Linked DNA regions of Homo sapiens: region 1 is linked to region 2. Evidence: chromatin loops called from intact Hi-C (ENCODE). Cell type or tissue: Panc1. All regions are shown on one strand. Links, peaks and the distances in the headings refer to the core of each region. The heading gives the core; the rest is flanking DNA.

Region 1 (9,271 bases), core at 564-8,563, 500 kb after region 2:
AGGATGCAGATCACCTCCCGAGTGTCCCTTCCTCAGTGGTTTGCATGGAACTAAGTACATAGTTCCACCTCCAGTTCTACAGCCCTTGCAGATCCCCTACACCATGGCTGTCTCACTGATAAAGGCCAGAGCCCAAGTCTGGAAATCCACAATCCACGCAGAAAGATGGAAGGAGCCTGGGAAGAGGGAATGAGCTCCCTCCGTGAGGCCCAGGGTCAAGAGGAGCCCCTTACTGTTCCAGCCCCCACAAGGGATGGCTTTATGCTTCCTGCAGAGGGTAGCCTTGCAATGTGCATAAATTAAGCACGGTTCAGTCTTTATTGCCACGCAAAGCCTTGGGAGGACTGTTTTATATGTCTCTGTTCTCATGGCGTTAGCATCATATAGGCTGAAATTAATTCCACCAGACGGGCTGCTCACAAGCAGAGCCAAGAATTTCCTGGGAAGGAGTTAGGTCTGACTTTGGCAGCCGCTGTGTGCAGTGATAAAGGCGTCTCAGACGGTCTCACACAGCTGGGGCATCCAAGGGTATTATATTCTTTGGCCCTCGAGGGCTATTTCTCCCTCTTCCAGAAAACTGGGTGTGGAGTATGGGCTTGGAGTCAAGGCTGATCACAGATGGGAAATAGACCCTGGCATTCTCCCTCATCCCTGGATCATTTGATCGATGAGGCTAGGGAATCCCAAACAGGCCAGCCATCGTCCCTGTCTCAGAGCGCCGGAGCCATTGGGCCTGACTTCTGGGCTGGCTCACCTGCCCTGAAACCAGACTATTACCCACAGGAGATGGTTGCCTGAGCCCTGTGGCCTTGCTTCTGCCTTGAGTTCTGTTGGTCCTTTGTTTTGCAAAGAACTTCTAATATGGTGTCCAATTTGAGGTACCCCAGAGGCCGGGAAAGTAGGGGAGGTGATATTATTAGGCATGCTAATAATCATTATGATAATCACCACTATTTACCAAGTATTTCCCTCTGTACCAGCCCCCTTGGAAGCACTTTACACACATGAACACATTGCTTTGCAGAGAGGCCCATAGAGGAGAATGAAATGACCGAGGGCAGAGACACTCCCAGGGAATCTGCTCTGTGCCAGCCTCCTCCCCAGAAATTTCACAATCCAGAACTGTTGCAAAGCTTGCAGCTTGCCAAACATATTGTGTTAATCTCCATCCCTTTGCTTATGCTCTTCCATTTATGTGTCTAGCATTCCCTGGAAAATGCCTATTCATCCCTCAAAACCCAGCTCAGGATGCGTTTCCTTCTGCAAGCCGTGTTGTATCTCCCCAGGCTGATTGCATCTCCATTCAACCAGCACGTATTGGGAAGATTTCAAAAGGAATAAAGAACTCTTGTCTGCACGGGAGCTTAGTTTAGTGGCTGCTGAGTCCAGTCCCTCTTCAGAGCCACTCCCCTCCCTGACTGTCCCAGCCATCTTTCTCACCCTCCAGATTCCTGTTGGGTTTGGCCAAGGGGCGACATCAGCAGGAGATCTGAGGGCGGGAGAAGAGTGGGAATGGGTGTTGGTTCCCCTAACTCCCTCTCTGTGTGGTGTATGCACGTGTCTTTTGTGTTCTGTATTCAGATTCTTTGACGTCTGAGGCCTTGCTAATCCTGGAGGGACTGCCCCTCCCAGGGCTGGCCAATCTAGAAATGGTCAACAATTCGCTCAAGAGTGTGCTTTTCAAACGCCAACCAACTGATCCAGAGCCCACACCCTCCACCTCCTCCCCTATGGGGCTGTCACACTCCACCTGCCCTGATCATCCCAGGGCTGGAAACCAGACAATGCAGGGCAGCAACTCTGAGCCCCAGATCAGCTAAAATTATTCAAACCAGCAATCCTAAGCCTGCCTGCCCTGCCTCTTTCATTCCTTCCAATCAAAACCTCAATGGAGGTTCTTGCCTACTGTGTCTCCCCTCCCTGTCTCCTGACCCACCTACGTGTTTCCCCAGTGGCTCTTCATAGCATGGTGGGCCCTTTCTTATTGGGAACTCTAAGGGACAAATGATCTTTTCAGTGTCAGTCCTCTCCCAATCTGCTGGCCTTATCATACCGAAATAATATTCATATGGCCAGGCGTGGTGGCTCAGGCCTGTAATCCCAGCACTTTGGGAGGCTAAGGTGGACGGATCACCTGAGGTCGGGAGTTTGAGACCAGCCTGACCAACATGGAGAAACCCCATCTCTATTAAAAATACAAAATTAGCTGGGCGTGGTGGCACATGCCTGTAATCCCAACTACCTGGGAGGCTGAGGCAGGAGAATCGCTTGAACTCGGGAGGCGGAGGTTGCGGTGAGCCAAGATCACATCTTTGCCCTCCAGCCTGGGCAACAAGAGCAAAACTCCGTCTAATAATAATAATAATAATAATAATACATACATACATACATACATGAACACATGAGGTTGCTTAGGACGGGCTGCTTCTGTCTGCTAGAGCCCCACTGCTCTGGCCCGTTGCTCCCATCTTGTGTTTCTGTCTCCGTTCCAGAGACCACCCCCTCACTCCCCATCGGGCCTAGGAGCAGTGACACTACCCCCTGCCCTTAGCCCCTGGGTTCTACACTGTCTCTTGCTGGTTACCCAAACCTCGTTCACAACTTGGTGAGTAGTCTTTGTATTAAAGTCTTTGTATTAAAGTATTTGTATTAAACAGTTTGAGAGTCTCTGTTTCTTGGTGGGGATGGAGCCATGAGCAGACCAGTTGAACACCCTCCTCTCCATCTATCCAACCGCCTTCACTTGCTTGTCTCGAAATCTGCCTCTGGCAGGACTCTTGAGTCCAGCCTCTGCTTCCCACATCTTGGTGTCCCTGCACAGCAAAGCAATCCCCAACCTGCAGGGAGCTGAGACAAGCAGCAGGATGGAAGGACAGCATTTGGTGGTTGGTCCAATGGAGGGATTGACGGAGGAGTCACAGAGGATGCCCAGGTCTCCAGTGTCACCAGTGGTGGGGCCAGACAGAGAATAGGCTTGTGGGGGAAAGAGATGAATTCATTCATGCTGTACAGAGCTGGAGGGGCCTGTGGCATCCACATGGCCAGTGAACCACGTAAGAGGGGGTCATGGTGTGGAGAGACCCCCCAGGAACCATGCAGAGAGGAATGGGAGTGGGTCCAGGGGAGCCGGGCTGGCATGTGGAAGCAGCAAGAAGCCACTGCTGGGGTGAAAAGCAGAGAAAGGAGAGGAGAGGGCAGAGCCCAAGGACCAGGCAAGGCAGGCTCTCATGGGGAAGTCCCAGGGACGTGGGCTGAGAGGGACCTTTGCATTTGCCCACTGAAACATCATGCGGGTCTGTGAGTTTTGCGGCAAGGAGGAGGGGGCAAAGGTGTGTTTGAGCAGGCGAGGATGACCATGGAAGGTGCGTGAGTCCTGACATGGGTGTGCTCAGAGGATAGCCTCGGATACGCGCAGGTGCGTGAGAAACTGTTGAAGGAAAGCGAACACGGGCAGGAGGGGTGTTGGGGGCTAAACTGTGTCCCCCTCACCCACATTCACATGTGGAAGCCCTGAAACCCCATACTTCAGAGTGTGATTGTCATTGGAGATAGGGCCTTTAGGGAGGTGATTAAGGTGAAATGAGACCATCAGAGTGGGGCCCCAATCTAGTACAGTTGGTGTCCTCATAAGGAGGGGAAGAGACACCAGAGCCCTCTCCCCTCGAGCATCCACACAGGAAAGACTGTGTGAGGACACAGCAAGAAGGTGGCTGTCTACAAGCCAGGTAGAGAGGCCTTACCAGGAACCAACCCTGTTGCACCTTTATCCTGGACTTCCAGCCTGCCGAACTGTGAGAAAAGAAACTCCTGTTCTTTAAGCTGCCTGGTCTGTAGTGTTCTGTTAGAGCAGCCTGAGCTGACTAATACAACAGGTATGGCCACCTGGCCCAGGTGGGGCAGGTGGGGGAAGGACAGGAAATGGAGACAGCTGAAGGACGGGCAAAGTTGAGTGGCTGAAAGTGTAGGGAACAGCATTTCATGCAGAGGGAATTGCATGTCCAAAGCCTGGCATGCAGCAAGCATGGCTCATTGGAATAATCAAAAAACAGGTCATTTTTACAGTAGGATTTGCCTGTGTGTGTGTGTGTGTGTGTGTGTGTGTGTGTGTCTGTGTCTGTGCTTAGCTTTTCCTTATGTTTTCTTTCTTATGGAGCCTCATATGCAGAGGGTTGTGGTGATCATATTCTTATTTCCTGACCTCATCCCCATCTAGTAGGAGAAAGCCTTTATTTTCTCTGATTTCTTCCCTCTTAGCCCCATATCCCAGCTCCGTTCGTCCCATAGTCAACCGTTCTACAGTTTTGACGTGTACTTTTCAATTATAAAATATGTGCTGCTATTTGTATGGATATATATATTTTTGTAGGACGTGTTGGGTCCTATATCTCAATTTCTCCCTTTCTTCTTTCTTTCCTCCTGTCCTTTCTTCCTTCTCCTTCCTTCCTTCTTTCTTTCTTCCTTCTCAGCCTTGTGTGAGGTCTTAAGATCCATCATGTTGCTGTGAAGTGGTGGTGAAATCTGTCACTTATACGCCAGGGCATTGCATCCCCTCCATCTTCCCTGTGATGGACACACAGGGTCTTTTCCTCTTCTTCTCCTAGGGTGGAGATTTGCAGAGTGTCTGATGAAGGAGGGAGTGAGACAGGAGGCCAGGAACCCCAGGGATGGCAGGATGGGGAGGGTCTAGTTCAGGACAAGGGAGAAGAAGGAGGTCCTATGACCTTGTGTGATTTCTCCAGGGACAGTGTGAGTGGATGGATTTGCCCAGGGTTGGGAATGGCTGGGACCCACAAGATGACAGGGAAGGGAGCAGATGACGGCACCTTCTAGAACACCCTTTCATTTCACCCTGTGAGCAGGGGAGGCCCAACTGAGACTGGCTAGTTGCTCTGGGAGGTGGGCTAGTTGGCATCCTTTCAACAGATTGTCTTTAAATACTTGTGGAACACTTATTTGCTGGGGTGCAGAGAGGAACTTATTTTTATTAATAAAAATTGCATGCCTCTCTATGCTCAAAATAAGAGATTTATTATGTGCATTTATTATAGGTGATTTTCCAAACCAGACAGCATCTTGGGAGGCATATTAAAGAGTCTAAAATGTAGATGATAATAAAATAAAGCCCTCATCTGGGGTCAACAGCCCTACATAATACCTCATTCTGTTTCTGAATCTCGGCTGGCTGTGATTTGCAGCTTCACATTCCCTATTGATGGCTGGAGCCAAGTGGATACAGCTCGCGGAGCTTGGCACAGAAATCTATGGCTGAGGCGGGTCATCCAGAGAATAGTGTGGTTTAATTTCCACTCCAGGCAGTGTCCACACTGGCAGGACCAGGGTTCAAGCTCCCCTTTGGCCAACTCTGTAAGCTATCGTGAGTGGAGACCTGCACTAACTGGAGCTGGATTTCTGATTTTTGCCAGTGATGTTTTCCTGCCCTTATGAGCCATGTCCCAGGCAGAGGCCTGGCTGGCCACTCTTGACACACCACTAGAGGTAGCTGCTGTAGTCCTTATTTTACAGCTGATGGCACAGGGACTCAGAATGGCTTAGTGACTTGCTAAAAGCCACATAACAAGCCTGGGCATGGTGGTTCATGCCTGTAATCCCAGCACTTTGGGAGACTGAGATGGGAGGATTGCTTGGGTCCAGGAGTTCAAGATCAGCCTGGGCAACAAAGTGAGAACCCCATCTCTACAAAAATTGAAAAAATTAGGCAAGCATGATGGCACGCACGAGCTACATGAGAGGCTGAGGTGGGAGGATTGCTTGAGCCTGGGAAGTTGAGGCTGCAGTGAGCTGTGATCACACCACTGCACCCCATCCTGGGTGACAGAGTGAGACCTTATTTCAAAAAATGAAAATTAAAAAATGAAAAACCACCAACACAAAAGCAATGAAACTGGGATTTGAATTCAGCTGATCTCAGAGCCCTGCTATTGCATTGGGCCTCGTAGTATATAAACCATGTCTTTTTTTTTTTTTTTTTTTTTTTCTGAGATGGAGTCTCACTCTGTCGCCCAGGCTGGAGTGCAGTGGCGCAATCTCGGCTCACTGCAAGCTCCACCTCCTGGGTTCATGCCATTCTCCTGCCTCAGCCTCCCGAGTAGCTGGGACTACAGGCGCCCGCCACCACGCCCGGCTAATTTTTTGTATTTTTTAATAGAGACGGGTTTCACCGTGTTAGCCAGGATGGTCTCGATCTCCTGACCTCGTGATCCGCCCGCCTCGGCCTCCCAAAGTGCTGGGGTTACAGGCGTGAGCCACCACGCCCGGCCAAACCGTGTCTTTTATTTTCTGTATTCTGATGCTTTCATGTCTGAGACCTTGCAGACCTTAGAGAGACTGCCCCTTCCCAGGGCTAGCCAATTTCTATAGATTGGAAACCACTCCTGTGAGTGTGACTTTCAGATGTAAACCAACCAGTCCAGATCCCACACCCCAACCACCTCCTCTATTGAGCTCTCAGTCAGAACCACTGTTCCCCTCTATGCCCCTAGGCAACCCAGGGTAGTGACGCTGCCTTGCCCATTCCTTCCCATGGAAACCACAGCAAAGGCTCTTGCCCACGTGTTTCTGCCCCTTCTGCCTCCTGACTGACCCTGGTGACTTGCACGGAGTGCTGTGCCTGTCATTTCCAGGGATCCGTGAGAGAAACACTTTTTCATTCATGATAGTCACTTCCTTGAGTCTTATATTTGATTAAAATAAATCCCGGGTCCCCTTAAGAGTGCACAGATTTTCTAACAATCGATATCCTGTTGATGCCAGGTGCCTGGCTCAGAGCTTTCACCCTCCCTTTTTCATTTTGGGTATAATCACATACAGTAAAATGCCACCCGTCTTATCTTCATCAGCACCAGCACCACCTCCTATCGTCCCCAGTTTACCCACAAGGAAACTGTATGGCAGAGAGGTTCAGTAATTTGCTGGACATGCAGAATAAACCAGTAGCTGAGAAGGAATCAAGTCAATGTCTCATCAATTCCTCTGACTCTCTAATGACAGGGTTGGAAAATAGCCTCCTGTTACTTCTGCTTGTGCACCTGACTGAGCCCTCTCTAAATTCTGCAAGAATCACTCACTCATTCATTGTCTCACGTGATCATTCACTGTCAGTGACTCTGTGCCCAGCCCTACGTAAGGCACTTGGGCAATAGAGAAATGATTCCAATGTGGTCCTTGTCCTCAAGGCCCTACAGCCCAGCTGGGGTCGGGCCTACACAGAGAAGCTGGCCAGGCTCAGTGGAGTTGGCGCTGGACTGGGGGAAGCAGAAGCATCCAGGGGCCTCCCTGGCCCCGCATGATAGAGGGAACCTACAGCCGACAAGCCCCGGGCTAGCTGGGCTCCGCCCGTGCCCGTGCCCTTGAGATCAGAGCCCTCCATGTCCTCTCTTGTTTTAACAAGCAGGGAATTTCCGCATCTTCTACCACCTGGAAGCAAATTCCACCAGCCCCTCTGCTCGCCACTCTTCCCTTCTCTGCCCACAAACCCCTTCTGTCTTTCCTATCTGGTACTGAGTGCTGTGTGATGTTATCTTTTTACTGCAAATGACGATGTGAACCTTAGTTATGAGGGTATCCAAAGCCACTTTCTAAATTGTGATAATTATCACAATTATCAACTTATCCCCTTATCTGCAGGGGATATGTTCCAAGACCTGCAGATGCCTGAAACCTCAGATAGAATCAAACCCTAAATGCGCTATGTCTTTTCCTATACGCTCATAACTATGATAAGGTTTAATTTATAAATTAGGCAGGCACGATAAGAGATTGACAACATTAATAATAAAATAGAACAATCATAACAATCTACTGTAATATAAGAACAATTATAACAATCTACTGTTATTACAACAATCTACTGTAATAACAATTATAACAATCTATTATAATAAAAGTTATGTGAATATGGTCTCTTTCTCTTTCAAAATATCTTATTGTACTGTACTCATCTACTTCCAGAGCTCAGTTGATCGTGGATAACTGACATAAGGAAGGCAAAAGTGGGTGAAGGAGGCCTGCTGAATTGGGAAATTGTTAGACAACATTCTACAACGGCTGAACAGTGCTTGTCATTTCAGTGCTGTACAAGAATATTAATGATGTGGAAAGCTGTCCATTATAATAAAGTTCAAAAAGAACTTGCAAAATACAAGATGCATTATGATCCCATTTGGTATAAATATTGGAAATGTATGCATCAGTGTCTAAGGATTGGGATTCAGGAGGTTTTCCTTTTCTCCCAGCTCATCTGTGGTCTTCTCTATTTCTATAAGAACAGGTATTGTGTAAAACAAAAACATTTGCATTTACTACGGTCCCTCCCTGCTTTCTACCGAGTCTGTGTTACTGGGCACAGAGATGGTCCTGGAAGAACAGAGATCTTAAGAAGGAACGGGCCTGTTCCAGGAGCTGGGAATTTGATTGCCTTTTTGTCCCACGGTGATCCCTCCAGGTCCCCAGGTTGGGTTGAGAGCTCTGTCACAACAACCTTTGGGTTGTGGTCCATGCCCATGTCACGCAGTAGAGGGTTCCTCTGTAAAGTAGAAATAATCGCCTCCACTCTCCCTGTTGGAAATTGAATGGCTTTATGCACGTAAAGCACCCAGCCCGAGGCCTGGTACACACTGAGTGCGCAGTAAAAGCCCAGCCATGGGCACCCTACCTTGTGCTCTTCTCTCAGCTGTCCTTGTGCTTCTCTGCTTCCATTCCTGATTCCTCCTCGCTCCGTCTTTTCTCACCTTCCGTCTCTAGTCCTTACTCCCATAATTCCTTCTTTCTTTTGCTGTCTCAGCAAGACAGGAGCAATCCTTGTTATCAAGACCAAGTTTTTTCCCAATGGTGTTATCTCATCGAAGCCTCCTAACCTTGCCGTCAAATCAGTGGTGTCATGCCCATTTTACAGAAAAGGAAACTGAGGCCCTGCATGATGCACTGTGCATTGGGATTGGTTTTGGATGGCTGTCTCAAGTCTCCAACGATCCTGTAAGCACTAAGGGTAAAGACTGCGTCTCCTTCACCCTCTGTATCCCACACCCCCTACCATGCACCCATCTTGTGAAGCCAAAAGAGGTGGGGCCTGGGTGAGCAGGAAGGATCTAGTATGACAGTGGCGGTGAGAGGATTATGCCACGGTGTAGAAAGAGTAGTTAGATTTAGAACTCTTAGCTCCTGTTCGGGCGGCCTCAAGCCAGTAGCTAAGTTCTCTAAGCCCAGTTTCCTCATCTGTAAACCAGAGATAATAACAGTCCCCACACTCCATGGG
Region 2 (9,271 bases), core at 345-8,344:
TTCATCAGTGAGCTACGGTTTGATTACACCGCCATATTAAATATGTCTCCATCAGAGAGGAAGGGTATGGACAAAGAATAGAGAATTCTGTATTTCTAACATAAAGTGTAGTTTAAAACAAGAATTGAACTGTAGATAAAAGAAAAAGGAAAGGAATGTAATATTTATTTAATGTCTCCTCTATACTAGTTACTGTAAATGAGTTATTTCACTTAACTCTGATAACCTGTGGAAACAGATATTCTTAGTGGAAAGAAACCAAAGCTCAAGACTGACTGAGCTGGAACTAGAACCCTTAACCATTACGGGGAACTAGCATGGGCTCCCTCAGTACTGTTAAATTAATAAATATGTTGGTGTTTTTTAGTTTCATTTGATGTTAAAGTCGTTTTAATGTCCACTGTATATTGTTATTTCACTAAAGAATCTCCTACTTAATATTTAGTGATATTAAGGAATAATAAATTTCAGTTAGGTGTAATAATGATATTATGTACTAGGATTATGTTTTCATTTATCTTTCTGTTTTTAGAATCCTTATATTTTATACACGGAACAACTTACAAGTAAAATTATACAATGCCCAGGATTTGCTTCACAATAAGACAGGGGGAGGTAACAGATGCAACAGGATGAGTCCTGAGTTGCTCAAGGCTGAAGGTGAGTACATGCTTATATGGGGGGTTCCTTGTGCTATTCCACTTTAGTATATATTTGAAATTTTCCATAATAACATGTTATTTTAAAAAATCTCGGGGCTTGGGCAGTGGCTTAAGCCTGTAATCCCAGCACTTTGGGAGGCTGAGGCGGGCGGGTCACCTGAGGTCAGGAGTTCAAGACCAGACTGGCCAACATGGCGAAACCCCGTCTCTATTAAAAATACAATTAAAAAAAACCAAAAAACCAAAACAACAAAACAAAACAAAACAAAAAAACTAGCCGGTGACGCACATGCCTGTAATCCCAGCTACTCGGGAGGCTGAGGCAGGAGAATCACTTGAACCCTGGAGGTGGAGGTTGTAGTGAGCCGAGATCGCGCCACTGCACTCCAGCCTGGTGACAGAGCGAGACTCGGTCTCAAAACAAAACAAAACGAAACAAAACAAACTCATGTAGTACTTTCTTCTTTTAACATTTTTAGTCATTTTGAGGTAGAGATTTTCTGCTACCAAACTAGGAACAACCCTTACTTAGTAACAACTAAATCCCAACAATCTCTGGCTACTTTATTTCTAAGTACTTGCAATCTTTGCTTAAATTCCATGTAACAGGATCAATGCCACCAAAAAACAACAACAAAACTTTCACTGGGACCTCACTCCCAGTCAGGCGGAAGTCCAAAAGAGCTCTGTGTGTGCTACTCACCCACTTCTCCCAGCAATGCCCAGGAGCAGTGACAGCATCATGGCTGCCCCATGGATGAGAAAACCGAGTCAGAGAGAGGATAAGGAATTTCCTCAGGGACATGTGGGTTGAAGCCTGGATCCAATCCAGCCAGTCTAAGTACCAGTCTTGAGTTCTTAACTGCCAAATTTACACAGAATCCTGGCAAGTCACAACTACAGTTTTCCAGTGCTATATTTGCAAGGAAGCACCTGGGAACTGAGAAAAAGCCTCCACGTGGGCAATATCAACATCAACCTGCTCTTTTCTTTTTGTACTACATCTCTATTCAACATGCAGTACATGCTTGATTTCACCCAATCGTGATCGCTACTTACAGAGCACCCGCCACGTGTGTGCCAGGTAGTGCATAAACTGCTTGACGTGTGCTCTGTGGTTTCCACCCCTCCATAACGATCGTACGAATTAGACATTACCTCCTCCTGCCCCACCTAGTAAACATGGAAACAAACCTAAGCAAGGTCACAAGGCTAATAAACGGAAGAATTGGCATTGATCACAGATCTGTATGACTCACGGTGTTCATGTTATGTTTAGCTTAGTTAGGTCTGAATTTTTCTTCATAGAAAGAAACTGAGCTTCATGAGAGTATTTGTGAGAGTATTTGTATATGTTGATTTTTTAACAAATTAACTACACTGGATACAGAAAGATCGGCAAAAAAAAAAAACAAAAACGTTTTCACTGATTGACATTTGTCTCCTCTGAAGTTGGCTACTACTGTTCCTTGTGTTTTACGACATGGGGGGCTTTGGATTGGCAAGCCCATAGGGGTATTGAGAAGAAGGTTCACAAATACAGCAAGGAAAAAGAATGGTCAGAAAGACTGGCAGTACAACGGTGACCAGTGCATTTTGAGTATCTATCATCAAGCCACCTGAAAACATGGTTTAAACAAGTAACGAAAGCAACATCCAGGATTGTTCATTCTCCCGTTTGAGTTCATCTATATTCAGTTTTTAGCTTAGAATAGGGTAGAGGGCAGAGGAAAAGACTCTGTGGGGGGCCTGGATGAATCAGGGTGGACAAAAGAAAGATGGGCATGAAATCCAGGGAGTTGGCCAAGGTGCCTGGGTTCTACTCCCTGCTTTGCCACTTACTGTGAAGGGATTCCTTATTCCCCACTGCCATGCATCATGTGGAGGGACTTCAGCTGGACCAGTCTTCCTGGCCTATCTCCCAACCTTTACTCACTCTTCTTAGAGGGAAGAGGAGAGAGCTGTGTTCAGATTTTGAGAAGGGAGAGCATGCTGCCCTGTCCTCTCCTCTTTTCAGATCGACCAGCCAGCAGAGAGGGTATATTCTGGCCCATGCCCCACTCGTATTGGGCCATAACTCTAAAGTCAGGTTCTCCACTTGGCTTTTTCTTGCTGACTCCTGTATTTTTCTTTCAGGTAGTTCCACTGGACTGGGAAGAAAGGGATATATTTTACAAGCTCCACTCAACTTTTAACCTTTGCCAGCTGAAATTTTGAGCAAGTTGCTTAATCTCCGTGGGCTTCACTACAAAAGGGAATTGGGTAAAAACTATTTTTAAAAAATAGTAGTGGCACAAGTTAATAGTCAATTTTTATTGAGTACTACATACTATACGGCAGGCACCAATCTAAATGCTATGCATCCGATTTGCTTCTCCTAACAATCCCTTAGGGTAGGTATCATTATTACCCTTTTGCAGATGAGAAGACAGTAAACTAACACATCCTGTATAAATGGTTTGAAATAAATACAAAAATAAATTTTTGTTTGGTATGTCTCAAACCGAGTGCCTGTGTGCTTTTAGCTTCTGCAAGTCTACCCACAAAGATGACTCTGCTGTCCCATCTGAGTACAATTAAGTCACTGCAGGTCGCATTTACCAGACCTGTAGAAGGGACATAGTGAGATCTAACTTGTTCAGGTGAAAGGCACTGTCTATAGCTATGGGCCAGCACAGAACTAACAGCCACAATCCAGGATCAGCCAGGCTCTGGCTCCTTCATTAGGCTAATACTTAACCAAACAAGTTATTTAAACTCCATTCTAAAACTACAGGCATTCATCTGACTCATCCCATTCTTTCTCCAAAGATAAATCAAGTTTACTTTTTAACTAGCTATATTTTAATGACGCTAATTTCCTAGATCATCAAGACATTGAAATTCTCCATAAAACCCATCTACCATAAAACCAAATTCATTATAAAACAGCAGTATGGTCCCTACATGAGATGCATTTGACAGGGGGAAAAAAAGACTCTCTTACATTATCTGCTCTTATACACATAAAGGTTTTACTAGGAAACACCAAACAAAACAACACAGCATCCCAATAGGCAAACAGGTCTCCTGTGAGAGCTGGTCCTATCAGTGGATCTACACAGTTGACATGGACTCAACACCAGGAACTACTAACATGGATGAAAGTCCCATAAGCATATTACCTAGTGGGGAAAAACTGAGACAAAACAGAGGTTGCCCAAAGCATGTATGGTGTGACCCATATGCGTGAAACATAGGAAATGCACACCTAGAGCTGTATACATACATAGAGGGGAATCTAAAAGACTGCTCGGCAAGGTATCAATGATTGTAGGTGGTAAGATTTGGAGACTGCTTTCTTCTTCATACTTTTTGCACTTTAAAATTTTTCTACAGTTACTACGTAAAATCCTTATAATCAGATAAAACATGTTATTAAACAATCAAAAAGGGTGAATCTTCCCACATACTTCCTTGACTAAAACTGTACATTACCTTCCCCTTTAACCCAGGATAAGCCCACATCCTCATGCCCAAGGCCCGCCAGTGCCCTACGCTCTGCTGCTGTCTCCAGACGCAAAGCCCTCCCTGCTTCCCAATCCTGTCTTCTGACTCACTCCTATGCGTGAGGCTCTGCTCAGGTGTCACACCTCCTAAAGGCTTCCCTGCTAACTCGAGGCCAGGTTAAGGATCCATCTTGCAAATACATCCCTTGCAGAGATGTCACCATCTTCTGAGTTTTGAATTGTTTTCATGTCTCCCTGACATAAGCTGCTGAGGCGTCTGCCTAGCCCAAAGTGGCTCCTCAATAACTATTTAATGCTCCACATGGGATTTTCTTTTTTTAAAAAACTTTTTGAATTGATTTTCTATCCCCTTCAAGAATCAGTAATAGGGTACAATAAACTCCAAACATACTAAGGCAGCCACATACTTCCCATTATCCACTAGATGGCAACACAAGTATTAGAGCAGCAGTAATAACAGGACCTCTCAAAAACAGCAGTTTTTTCCCAAGGACTTTAAAAATTTCTCTGATTCTTTTGATCTGGAATCAAAGGATTAATAAAGGTTCACCATTCTGTGCAGGAGGAAGCTGAAATGAGATTGTTTTTAAGCATACATATGCACTACAGATGAGTTGAGTCCAGGAATATTCTGAAACACTGCACTCTAGGCAGATTCCACACAAAGGGAGCTCTGGGAGCATGGCTGCCAGCTGCCATCCCAGGCGGCAGGCCCAGCTTTGTTTTTATGTGTCACCCACAGAACAGCCTTGCTAGCTGTTCCTTCGTGGGTGTTTTGTGAATTACCCAAAGCACGATATACTGTACAACAAAAACCCTGGTACAAAATGATGGGATTCTTCTCAAAGAGCGACCGCATTCTGACTGTGGGGAGAGTTCAAAGCAGTCGGCAAGTGTCCTTTGCTGATCACAGCAGTGGTTTGACTTGCAAACCCCCTCACCCTTCCCAGGATGATAGAAATTCTGTTCTGCTGGCACTCACAACACTTCCAACAAAGACCTGATTGATTATGGAACACTAAGTACTGATTTGCATAATTTGCCTCTGCAAGAAACAAGCATTGTTCAAGATTAAAGAGACTCCAGTAGGTCCCTCTGGCATATTGTAAAAAGGTCCCTGTAACACAAAATCATTATTTTTTTTTCATTCAATCAGTGGACACAGCTTGCTGTTCAGTTAGTATGCAGCCAAAGGCACAGCCAGAAAAACCACTGCTGTATGTTTGCCAACTACTGACAAGTTAAAGTGATTTTTCACAAGGATCATGTACCCAAGTTTAATTTGGAGCCCACTGACTAAATTCCGAGTCTAACTCCTTTCACTCTTAATTGAAAAATGCATCAATAGCAATTACTAAGTCAGAGCTAAAAGTTCAGAACTAACACACCTCTGGAGCATGTTGACCTGCTGATGTCACAGTGGGGACTGTCTGAGTCCTATCCCTGTGCAAAAGAAGCTCCCCAGTGACCAATCACCCACAAAAGAGGCTAGCACAGCCACAGACATTCCACTGTGCTCAGGACCACAGCAGCGAGTTTGTTGAGGGAATACATAAAGGAACTGTTCCTTTCTCGCTTTCTTCTTTTCTTTCAGCAGTTGTTGAGTAAGCAACTCCTGTCACTTTCCCCCAATTCCTACTGAGGGGGACACTCTTCACCAGGCCTCACCAAACTCGGATGGCTCTCCTCCCTGCTCCTGCCTCCTCCTTCCTTGTCCCCTCCTGAAGCACTAGCCTCCCTCGGGTTCCAGAACACCACTGTCTCTAGGTTCTTTTCTAAAACCTATAACTCCTTTTCTTCACCTTCATTCATTCCCTCTCTGCCTTTGTTAATCTCTGAAACTTCTTGTAAGTTCAGCCCTTGGCTCTTTCTTTACATGTTCTTGCTAAGCTCACTCATTCCAATCCATAGCTTTATTTACTGTCTACATGAATTGTCCACCCAGCCGCTGCCTCCCTCCTGTGTTCAAGCTGAGTGTATCCAAATGCTTTTTAGATACTGCCACTGTGTGTCCCACTGACGCCTCAAAAGCAATATGTCCCAACGGTATCCTCATGCAGCCACTCACACCCTCTGGCTTACTCCTAGTCCCTCCTGTTCTGACGGCCCCAAAGAGAAAGTCTTCATCCTTTCTAGATTCCAAGTTAGAACACCTTGGCCATTTTACACTCTTCTCTCTTTTTCACCCTACAAATGAAATTGGTCAGTCAGTCCCATCCACTCACCTTGTTAAACACTGGCTAAAGGAGCCAGCTCCATCTACCAGCTTCTGTTCCTGCACTTCCTGCAACCACCTGCGTGCCAGACCACAGAGCCTTTCCTTAAGCAAGCCTCCTCTTCTCTGCCCTGCACTCTGGCACCTGCTTCTCTCTGCCCAGAATGTCTTCATTCCCATCACTCAACTTCTACTCAAAATTGCAGGCCCAAGGAGGCTTTAAAATATAGTATTCTGGGTTCACTTTCCACCTTCCTTGAGGCAAGCTGTAAGTGATAAATGTTAGCTGAATATATCAAGTTCTTTATTCCATCAGTCTGGAAATCTTACCAGAAAAAATAAATAAGGCCATCTTAACCTAGGAAAAGTATAATCAATAGCTAAATAACCTATTGCTAAGAACCAATACTAATCTTACGGGACTGCGGCTTCCAGAATTCAGCATATGTCTTTTTAGAGACAGAAGGAGAGAAAACATGTGCACAAAAGAGGAGACTGACTTTTCTAGATCCAACCTTCTTACTGCAGAGAGTCTCAAGTAACAGACAATGAGGCTGGTTAACAGGGGGGCATGGGTGGTTAACACTAGGTAGGTGGATTTAGCAGTCTAATTTCTCATATTAGCAACTAACTTTCTAACAACCTGGAACGTATAGCTTCCTTTCTAATATTAAGCCCCTATCATCTTTAAAGAAACCCAGAAATTAAAAAAAACAAAAACCTAGAATCTTAGTGTTGATGACACAAAGAACTCATGATTTAATTTCAAAAGTTGAGTGGCACCTTATAATGCTTAAGATTCCCATTAAACTCAATGCAACTTCCATTTTAAAAGACTTCTAGGACTCTTACACCCATAGAAAAAAACAAATGTTTATTATGCACTCAACTCTTCCTCCTCACTCCTTCCAGCCCCAACTTACTAACTTCAATCTAATTAAACATCTTCATTCCCATTCTTCTAGTTCCCCAAACTACAATTATTTGGCATTACTGAACACATTCCCACTATTTCTGAAGCTCTGTCCACTCCCGGTTTACCTGACCTTACTATTTGCCTAGAACAGGCTAGATGACACACAGAGCAGTGACTACCTCCCTGCTTGGATGGTTAAGACTAGCAAGGATCTAGAAGACACCTGCTTTGCCAAAAGAGCAGCATGATAGGGCACCCACTGCCTCTCCCTGGCCATCCATTTCACCTCAGACAGTAAAAAGTTCTTTCTTACTCTGAATCGAGGTCAGCTACTGTGATCTACTCCACCTGAGTCTTCTCTCTTCTCCAAGCTAATCATTCCCAATCCTCTCAGGAATTTTTTTTTTCCTTTTTGAGACAGAGTGTCGCTCCTGTTGCCCAGGCTGGAGTGCAGTGGCATGATCTCAGCTCACTGCAACCTCCACCTCCCAGGTTCAAGTGATTCTCCTGCCTCAGCCTCCCGAGTAGCTGGGACTACAGGTGCGTGCCACCATGCCCAGCTAATTTTTTTGTATTTTTAGTAGAGATGGGGTTTCACCATGTTAGCCAGGATGGTCTTGATCTCCTGACCTCGTGATCCGCCCGCCTTGGCCTCCCAAAGTGCTGGGATTACAGGTGTGAGCCACCGTGCCCGGCCCCTTCCTCTCAGGAATTTTTTATATGAAATACATCTGCGGCTTCTGGCCATACTTACTACCTCTGAAAATAGTTCATGGGCCTCCCAAATAAAATACAGTTTCCAGAATAGAATCAATACTCTCTGTGTCAGCAGAAAGTGCAGAGGAAAACAGAACCATTGCTTCCCTTGTTCCAGACTCTGGGCTTCTAGTAATGCCACTTAAGGGCATGCTCACCTTCATGTCACTGAGTCGAGCTGAATTTACATCGACTAAAATGACTTTTTCCATGAGTGCTGCTGATAAACTAGGTCTTCATTATATGCACATTTTTCCTGGCCTCCTGTCATTTGCAATTCTGATCATTATGCCATTAAAGACATCTATAATGAAAAATCATCATTCAAAAAATGAGATGAAAATGGGATATAAAAAGTAACAAAGAACCGGAGACCCCTCCCTGTAGACAGCCAGCTCAACTAGTCACGAACACCCTAAGGGTCTATTTTAAAAACATTTCCTCCACAAAAACATCACGGAGAGGCTTTGCTAACTACTGCCGTCTAAAAACAAATATTCTCCTCCCCTACCTGCCTAACAACCCAATCCAAAACTACACAATAGGCTGGAAAGACATGGCTCAGGCTTCTGAATCCCTGCCGGTTAATAATGACTACTTTCTTTTCTGTGTGCTTGGAAAACTTTCTTTCATTTGTTCACTTGACAAATATGTAAGACCCAGCATGGGCCAGGCACATTAAGGACGGAGGTAATAAAGAAAAGAGGAAGGGAGGAGGGAGAACAGAACAAGAAGTTCCAACCCAAGGATCCGACCCAACTTCGCACTGCTTTGCGTTTCAATCCAAACCCCATCTGGTCTGGAGGCTGTGTGTGGAGAGTGTGCATGCATGCTGCATTCTTCTGAGTCTCCATACTGCAAAGGATGAAACCAGGTAAAACAGACCTGGGTTCAGATCCCAGCTCTGCCACTTACTAGTGACATGGCTTTGTGTCACTTAACCTCTTCCAGCCTTCATCTCTGAGGTATAAACTTGAGACAGTAATAATGCTGAAGGTGACTACAGGTCACTGATGAAAATAATGTCTGTGAAGAGTCTGACACTGTGTCTGGCACACAGTAGGTGCTCAACTACTCTAAGTTTTCTTCTTCATTTCATCACTATTTCAGTCTCACCCATAGGGCAAGGTGAACTTTAGTGCATAAGGTGAAAAGCATACACAATTCAAATGACAATTTTAAAAGGCCACAAGGCCACTCTGGACTTCAACAC

What was found. A loop is a pair of places that touch in the nucleus more often than their neighbours do. Peaks named below come from ENCODE experiments on the same cell type or tissue, not always from the same donor. Only the 100,000 strongest peaks of a DNase experiment are listed, where the experiment ranks them.
Region 1: a loop joins it to region 2, with 10 times the contacts of the local background. A loop is called at or near these places in 32 of 110 quality-filtered maps.

Annotation. Positions count from the first base shown.
Region 1 is chr4:4,980,514-4,989,784 of GRCh38, forward strand. LOC101928306 (a long non-coding RNA gene) reads left to right here. Exons shown (of 3, transcript NR_125893.1): 3 at 7,969-8,158. Among named protein-coding and RNA genes, the nearest start is that of CYTL1, 34 kb to the right of the region's middle. In Panc1, for the core only: CTCF peaks have their summits at 5,481 (motif pointing right) and 5,680; no DNase peak of the experiment used is centred there.
Region 2 is chr4:4,476,163-4,485,433 of GRCh38, forward strand. The region is part of intron 1 of STX18 (syntaxin 18); the gene reads right to left. It overlaps STX18-IT1 (STX18 intronic transcript 1), which reads right to left and starts at 5,538. Exons shown (of 4, transcript NR_126434.1): 1 at 5,443-5,538; 2 at 2,505-2,812; 3 at 1,722-1,835. In Panc1, for the core only: CTCF peaks have their summits at 4,599 (motif pointing right) and 4,799; no DNase peak of the experiment used is centred there.